Regions from separate parts of the Homo sapiens genome. Here region 1 is linked to region 2. A link is a loop called in an ENCODE intact Hi-C map of the cell type or tissue named here. Cell type or tissue: K562. All regions are shown on one strand. Links, peaks and the distances in the headings refer to the core of each region. The heading gives the core; the rest is flanking DNA.

What was found. Peaks named below come from ENCODE experiments on the same cell type or tissue, not always from the same donor. Only the 100,000 strongest peaks of a DNase experiment are listed, where the experiment ranks them.
Region 1: a loop joins it to region 2, with 4 times the contacts of the local background. A loop is called at or near these places in 1 of 110 quality-filtered maps.

What each region holds. Positions count from the first base shown.
Region 1 is chr9:98,865,458-98,869,847 of GRCh38, reverse strand. LOC102724684 (a long non-coding RNA gene) reads left to right here. Exons shown (of 3, transcript XR_930168.2): 3 at 391-860. Among named protein-coding and RNA genes, the nearest start is that of ADIPINT, 44 kb to the left of the region's middle. In K562, for the core only: no CTCF peak of the experiment used is centred there; a DNase peak (open chromatin) is centred at 1,937.
Region 2 is chr9:99,073,305-99,077,694 of GRCh38, reverse strand. No RefSeq gene overlaps it. Among named protein-coding and RNA genes, the nearest start is that of TGFBR1, 30 kb to the left of the region's middle. RefSeq lists a cis regulatory region at 1,853-2,571. In K562, for the core only: a CTCF peak has its summit at 2,110; DNase peaks (open chromatin) are centred at 654, 924, 2,104, 3,374 and 1 weaker place; H3K4me3 peaks cover 1,209 bases.

The DNA.
Region 1 (4,390 bases), core at 276-4,275, 210 kb after region 2:
GGCACCTGTAATCCCAGCTACTCGGGAGGCTGAGGCAGGAGAATTGCTTGAACCTGGGAGGAGGAGGCTGCAGTGAGCTGAGATCCCACCACTGCACTCCAGCCTGGGTGACAGAGTGAGACTCCGACTCAGAAAAAAAAAGCCACACTTAACCTCCTTTGCAGCTAAGAGGCAACATACATGGCTGGACAGTGAGATTGTGTTAATGTGGATTATTCCTCCACAAATATGCATTCTTCTCCTCTCCATTGTGAATAGAGTGTAAGTACTTACGCGTTGATGTTGAGCTTAGTAACATGACTTCCTTTGGAATGTTAGTGGAAGGAATAAGCAGAAACCTTTTATTTGCTTGCATAGTTTGGTTTCCTTCTTTTCATGATTCACCATTAGAAGAACCCACCCAGGTAATCACTGCTTGCTCGGATCCCAGCAAATTCTAGATCCCAGAACTAGTGCTCTTAGAGCCAAGGCCAGCCGATCCAAGTCTGGACTACTGCTCAGATGAGCCGAGCCTGAATTTGGGAGTGGTTGTTACAGAGCATTACCCTGGCAATAACTGACTGATGCAGAGATGTAAATAGACATCACTGGTGGAGCCCCCAGGAAAGCTCTTTAACAGAAGACAGACTCAGCTGGCAGGTTTCCCGTCTCCTTGAATGAAGACAGGCTCAATGCTTGGAGGGGTGAGAGGAGGCAGCCATCTTACAACCACAGGTCACAGGAAGACACTAAACAAGGCCGTGTGGAAAGACAGAAGGAGCCTCCATCCCTCAGCACCACAGAGACATTGTATCAGCCTAGAAATGCCTAAATCTGAACTTCCTCTTACCTAAGAAAAATAAAACCTCAATTTGATTCAATCACTGTTTTACAGGTTTCTGCTACTTCTGATATAATTCCTGATAGATAGCCAGGCACAGTGGCTCACCTTATAATCCCAGCACTTTGGGAGGCTGAGGCAGTCAGATTACCTTAGGTCATTATTTCGAGACCAGCCTGGACAACATGTTGAAACCTTGTCTCTATTAAAAATACAAAAGTTAGCTGGGCATGGTGGCAGGAGCCTGTAATCCCAGCTGCTCAGGAGACTGAGGCACGAGAATCACTTGAACCCGGGAGGCGGAGGTTGCAGTGAGCCGAGATCACATCACTGCACTCCAGCCTGGGTGACAGAGTGAGACTCTGTCTCAAAAAAAAAAAAAAAAAAATTCCTGATAGACACAGCTAACTATTGGTATTAACGCCACAACTGGCCAGGCATGGTGGCTTACACCTGTAATCCCAGCACTTTGGGAGCCCAAGGTGGGCAGATCACCTGGAGTCAGGAGTTCAAGACCAGCCTGGCCAAAATGATGAAACCCTGTCTCTACTAAAAATATAAAAAATAAAAAATAGCCAGGTGTAGTGATGGGCACCTGTAATCCCAGCTACTCAGGAGGCTGAGGCAGGAGAATCACTTGAACCTACGAGTCGGAGGTTGCAGTGAGCCAAGATCACCCCATTGCACTCCAGCCTGGGTGACAAGAGTGAAACTCCATCTCAAAAAATAATAATAAAATAAAGCCACACCCGTGTTTGAGATCCCCCAGGAAAAGCATGAAGGGTCACAAGCAGGTCTCATGGAATCCTGGGGAATGTGACTTAAGAATGCTGGAGAAGAAGCCCAGAGAAGTGATTGAGAAGCAGGGAGAGTAGATGGAGAACCCAGATGTGTGGTGGCCACAGGCCACAAGAGGAGAGTATCTCAACAAGAGACAGGGACAGACCAGGCCAAATGCAGCAGTGAGATTCAGGCACATGAGGAAGAAAACTTTTCAAAGGATTTAGTAAATGAGAGGTCCCTGACCTTGGCAGGAAAGGTTTAGTTCAGGGCTGGGGACAGAAGCCAAACCACACAGCCCTTTGCAGAATCCCAGCCCTCTGCAGCTCCCTCCGTGGGGGATGGACGCTTGAGGAAGGATGATGCAATGGGAGGAAACCACTGCTTGGCCAGCTGCAACCTTGTCCTCACTGCACAGACCATTTCTCCTCTTTGCCTCCAAGATGAAATCTAAACTCAGCTTGGCATCCAACCCTTGAAGATGTGGACCCAGCCAGGCTGTGGCCTCCCCTGCCCAGCCTCCCTTCTCCATATTGTAGGATCCCCCCTCCCCCCATTCCTGGCCTCCATGTCCACCCTTGGACTGCCCTCCCCTGCTCCACAGACTATCTGGAGCCTACTCAGCCTTCTGAGGTGGCACAAATGTCACCCCCTCTAATGAAGACAAGGTCACTCCTTTATCTGGGCTCCTTGCACCTCTCTGTATCTGCCTTGAATTATATTGGCCAGATTCAAGTGGGATTTGCTCCCCAGGGTGGGGACAGTGTCTGTGTTTTCCGTTCCCCACAGGGCAGAGCACACCGGTCTGGCATGAGCAGGAGCCAGTAGCCTTGTTGGGTGGCTATGGTGTGCCCTGCAAGAGTTTCCCAGGCCAGGGATACCAAGTGGGCATCTTCAGGGCCATGTCTATCTCCTTCCACTCCTACAGACCTGGCTTTAGAGAGCTCAGGAAGGAAGCAGAACAATCAACAGAGACACGTGAGGGCTTTCTTCTTCCCCTCTCCTCTCTGGAGGCTTCCCAGAGGGCAGCTGCTTCCTTTCTCTCTTGTTTTAGAACAAGAAGACATGATTGTGACCAAATTTAGAAAACAACCAAAAATTCAAATTCAACCCATATTTTAAAATCCATTTCAACAGCTCCACCCCACTAAAAGGAATGTCACTTCTGAGCAACGTGGGTGAGGAATCAGCAGCCGAAGTAGCAGCAAGGTGGGCTGTGGTGTCATGGATTTGGGGTCTGAGGGCTGGGGAGGGAAGAGGTCTTCCCACCAAGGACAGACAAACCCACCCCACCCGCAAATGGGAGGGATGATGAGGGAGAGCAGAGCCAGGCATGAGAGCAGATGGGCCCACATTCAAGGAAGTATCTTCTTGGCTTCTTGTTTCTGCCAATAGCTGGAAAGGATGGATGCTTCTGGAAGCCACCTCAGAGACCAACCACAGCGGATGGGCCCTCCTTAGCACAGAGCTACTTTTAGCCCATTGTTCTACTGTGGGGAACAGAGGGAAACCCAGGGAACGAAACAAACAGTGTCACCTGCCTTCTGTAGTAATAGTAACCAGGTATGGGATGTGTCGTGTGTGCCAGGTGCTATAGCTAGGAGGCTTTTTAAAAATATTGTTTCCAGGAATTCTACATGAGTCATGTTGCCTCAGAGATTTTTATGAGGGAAAAAAAGGTCTTTATGAGCCAGAATGAAAGAGATTAATTTGTCAGGAACAAATGTAAAAGTTTGCTTTGCAAGCATGGCATTCAAGGGGCAGTTCTGATAAAGCATCAGGAATGCTGCTGTGTCCTCTGGCCACCATAATAGAGATAAAGGGTCCAGAATAAAGGAGGCTCTCATCTCACTGAACTTGGTTCCCGTCAGCCTAAATGGGACCCATTCTCTTTGAGTCTCAGTTTCTTTTAAAACTTGGAGCTAGAAAATGCCTCCTTCATGAGGTTGTTGTGAAGATTAAACAAGGAATGTATGAGAATTAGTTAGCACTGTACCTTACAAGTAGTGCACACTTAGTAAATGGTAATAATCAGAAGTGCTGTTATAAACCTTGGCATTTAAATGGGGTTGAGGTTTTTTCCCAGAGGTAGGAAGAATCTGGGGACAGATGTTGACTTCATGCATCTGAACTTTTGTTAGGAAGGAGACTAATTCTGCCTTTTTCCAAGCAACAGAACTATGCTCACTGGGCAAAAGTTATTATCCAGCCAATTTCAGCCAAATGAAAGGAAGTGTGATCACGAAAAAAGACTGGAAGGACGTAATTCCAAATGGTGCTGTCTTTGGGTAGTGAGAACTTAAGTGGTTTCTTTACATTCTTGTGTAGTTTCCAGATTTTCAGCAGTAATCTTATATTTTTAAATAATCTGGGAAAATTAAAGTGTTAAAGAAAAAGAAGAATTTCACACACATCAGGAATGCTGTTATAGGAATGGGAAACCAAGCTGGATTTGAGATTCTACCAAATGTGAATCTAGTTTCCGAGCATCAGAAAACTGAAATCCATTCCCAACAGAGACAATGCAGCTGGAGAGGATCATGCTCCCGTCTCTTGGACCACCTCCACCTGCACCCTCAGAAGACAGAGAGCAGACACCTGACAAAGAACCAACTACTCCAATGGAAAGTGTTGCCGAGAGCCTTGGAAGTCTGTGAGATGGGGAGGAAGTTTTTCACCCCAGCATTAGGGCAAGGATTCCCTCTGGGCAATACAAAAGGATCTTTTCCATCCAAGAAAGCTAATTAGATAGATAGATAGATAGATAGATAGATAGATAGATAGATAGAT
Region 2 (4,390 bases), core at 151-4,150:
TTCTCTTTTATTCTGTGACTCCTGTTATATAAATATTGAAACATTATGTCTATCTCCTTCCCTCATCTTTTATTTCATGAATTTATCTTTTTGTCTGTGTCCTTTGAGCAATTATATTAATTCTTTTGATCTAACAATTCATTAAATCAGGTTTCAGTAGCATATATGCTGTAGTTCTATTTTATTCTGGTGATACAGTCGTTCTTTTATTTTCAAGGACTGTTTCTTATTCTCCCAGTATTTCATTTCATGCTTCTTTTACTCTCTGAAATTTTACTGAGAATACCAATTTGCTTTCTTTTCCTTGTTTCCAGTGGAGTTGGATGAAAATACAAATTTGAATCTTTAAAAGTTATCTCCTGTTTTCTGTAATCATTCTTTCGAAACAGAAGCCATTGGCTCTGATTAACTGTTGATTCCCTTTTGGAGGCTGCTAGATCTCCTCAAATGATTAATTGGTGTTTGTTGTTCTGTACTGATGTTCATAAATATGAAAGCCCACATTGAAAGGACTGATAGGTCTTCTGGGTGCTGTCAGCAACTGCACAAGTCTCTATGAGCTTCCCCCCAGCCTTTTCCCAGCTTATTTCTGTTTCAGCCTCTACTGGCACTTTCCTGTGGCTATCAGCCTCAGGAGGGACTCGAAGACAGGCCCTGCCTTTGCTGCTGTGGTTATAGGATAGCCAATCATAGCAGGTTTCTATCTTCCAGAAAGTCCTCAAAGTTTCTGCCAGGTTGAGATAGTTCTTCCTTTTTTAACAAGGGGTTGCAGGTCTTTTTTTGTTTGTTTTTTGTTTTTTCTCTGTTGTTTTTATCATTTCAGTAAGGTTTGAGGAAAGTATTGTAAGCTCAAAGTGTTATCTTGAAGTAAACCTTGTGTGACTTCCTGCTAGATTGGGCCTGATACTGCAGTCTCTGGGGTGCCCCGCCCATAAACCCCCAAGTTCCCACTGCCAGCATCCACGTGTCTGCCTGAGAGCATTCTGTGGCAGCTGAGCCCACTCTGTCGTGTGCAGCAGGCCAGAAGTACTGGAATCTCATCCAGTGCCTCGCCCTCCTGTTTTTCAAAGACTGAGAGGGGTTGGTGTATGAAGACCATAACATCCTTGTCCCTTTGGTTGGAAACTCTGAGGTGCCAGACTGCACGGGCTCCCAGAACCCTTAAGAGGACAGTGTGATCTAGTCACTCACAGTGAGAACTAGATGCACCCTTTAAAATCTTCCTTCCCATCCCTGTCTCATTTCTCTGCTCTCTTACCTTGTTTCTTGGGATCGCCTTGCAGAGAAATTAATGAATCCTCCTCTAAAGGGAAACTCAAATCAAAACACTAAGTATGACAGGCTTTCTAGAAAGCTCTCTCCCCTGGTGTGGAGAATGAACTGGAGGAGATGGAACTGTAGAGGCCAGGAGATGTGAGCAACAGTCCTAGGGAAGATAAGAAAAGAGCCAGCACCACATTGCCTCAAGGGAAGACCACCACGTGCAACGCTTTGAAAGGCCGAGGCAGGAGAATTTTGTGAGGCCAGGAGTTCAAGACCAGCCTGAGCAACATTGCAAGACCTTGTCTCTACAAACATATATATGTACTAAACATACATATATTAGTACATATGCATATATATATATATGTATATGTACTAAAAATTAGCCAGGCCTGGTGGCACACACCTGTAGTCCTAGCTACTCAGGAGGCTGAGGTGGGAGAATCACTTGAGCCCAGGAATTAAGGCTGCAATGAGCCATGATCACACCACTGTATTCTACCCTGGGTTAAAGAGTGAGATCCTGTCTCAAAAAAAAAAAAAAAAAAAAATCAAAGTAGTCATCATAAAAATATCCCAACTCTGCAGAGCTTCCTAGCACTTATTTTATGGTTTATTGTTGTTATTTTTATTACTAAGGAGACACTTAGTCAATATCGTTGAATAAATAAAAGATTCCTAGGCTCCTGGCTGGATGGTGGAGCCACTCACTAAGAGAAGGACCAGAGGAAAAGGCACAAGTTTGGAAGGAGAGGAGAGGGAGGCAATTTCCTCCCACAAACATATCAGATAACAGGGTGCTCTGGGTCCTTCTTGGAACTCAGGGCCCCCAGCAGGCTCATGCAGGGGGATGATGAGATGACTAAACAGTCGCTGTGGCATGTGTGCCTGTCTATCAGAAGGAATTCAGCCCTCTTGTCAGCAGCCGCTAATGAGCCAGATGATAACATTTTACTTGTTGGATTATGAAGGGCAGGAGCAGAGGGCCAGGATAGTCCAGACATTCGGGGTCGTGGGACAACGGATATTTACCAACAGCAGGCAGAGCTGTACTGCTATGTATACATTGAGTCCCAGCCCTGTGCCTGAAGACAGGCAGAGAAGCCAGGCAGATTGGAAGACACCAGCTAGGATGGTTGAAGGAGAGACCTTCCCCCAGCTCCTACTGAGAGACAACTGGAACAGGCCAAAGATAGCAAACACTGATTGGACGCTTACACGGGGCCAGAATGCTGTTCCCAGTGCTTCCTGTAAATTAACTGAAAGGAGAGTAGTTTCCATGAATGTCCCCCTTTTACAGATGAAGAAACTGAGCTGCAGGGAAGGACTGAGTGTGGAGGACTATTTTCAGTAACTTGGAGTTTTTCAGTAGCTTGGCTATGATTACATGGTTAGTAGGTGGCAGGACCAAAATTCAGACACAGACCAAGGCATCTCTCTATTTACCGGCCCTATAAATTGGAGTACAAGATGGAAAGCAAAAGGAGAAAATCAGTTAGTGGCTATCAAAGAGGTTTGAGGAGGCTCAGTGGTGTTTTGATGGACCAGGAGCTCAAGGGGTAACCAGAAAAGTACTTCTCCAGCTGTTAGGATAGACAAGGACTGCATGCATGTGCTTGTCCCCCACTGGTAGGGTTTCTGAGGAGGTGGAGAGCAGGTGGCAGGAAATATACAGGAGATTTGAAACAGTCTGTGGCATTAGAATGGACTTAGTAGATTTGAAAAGTGGGGGCATCATTTATCTTTGTACTCCCAAGTCCAAACATGATCCTGGGTACAAATTATTATTCAAGAAATATTTCTGAATGAGTGCACAAATAAACAAAAAACCTGCTTGATCTTTCTCAAACATGGATCCAATACCATCTCTTACCTCATTTAAATATTCCCAAGGTGCCCTACCAGTTGTGAAGCAGCAACATTGTCTCGGAGTTTGTCATCTTGCACCAAGAAGTTTAAGGACAGGGACACATGTGAGTGGGTCAAAGAACGGAAAGTTTAATAGGCAATAGGAAGGTGAGAGGAGAGCAGCCTTCCCTCTCATGAGGAAGAGGTGACTGAAACGGAAAACCTGCAGCAGATTTTATATGCATGCAGGCTTGAGGAGGCGGTGTCTGACTTAAGTAGGGCCCACAGATTGGTTTGACCAGATGCGACGTTTACATAGCACTTGGGGAAGGCTGGTCACCCCACCCTAATCTTATTCTGCAAATGGGCCTTCCACTTGGCCAGCGCCATCTTGTCTGCTCCTTACTGTACACGTGGCTGGCAAAGAGAAGGGAACATGGAGCCATCATTTTGATCATGCCTAGTCCCAGGTAGCCTTCTCCTATTGACACAAGTGCCAGCATTCACCTGTGCAAGCTTCCAGCTTGCTTGTCTATGTCTGCAGCTCAATTTTACAGGCTGCTCTTTGTTAGAAAAGAACATGATTGCCTGGGTGTGGTGGCTCACACCTGTAATCCCAACACTTTGGGAGGCCAAGGCGGGCGGATCATGAGGTCAGGAGATCGAGACCATCCTGGCCAACATGATGAAACCCTGTCTCTACTAAAAATACAAAAATTACCTGGGCATGGTGGCATGCTCCTGTAGTCCCAGCCACTCAGGAGGCTGAGGCAGGAGAATCGCTTGAACCTGGGAGGCGGAGGTTGCAGTGAGCTGAGATTGTGCCACTGCACTCCAGCCTGGTGACAGAGTGAGACTCCATCTCAAAAAAAAAAAAAAAAGAAGAAGAAGAAGAAGAGAAAGAACTTGATTTTGGGGCTGCTTTTCATTAAAAGGAAAACCTTACTGAGGATTCCTGTACCCTCACTATCTGCCTAAGTACTTTCTTCTTAACTACTACGTCAGTTGCAGGATAAAGTCTAAATGCCTCATCCTGGATTTCAAGGCCAGCATGATCTCACCTCTGTCTATTATTTCACTGCAACGTCCCCCACACTTGATCTTCCCTGCTGCTGTGTGTGGTAGAATCTATTTTGTTGGCCCTGTCAACCTTCTATCCCTCATTTTCAGGTCATTGCAAATCCCCATGCATTTTGGATGGAGGAATTATTCCTTCTGCCCAACTCATTTCTGGGGTGGGGGCTGCCAAACACAGTCATGGGCCTGTGATACAGTTGGA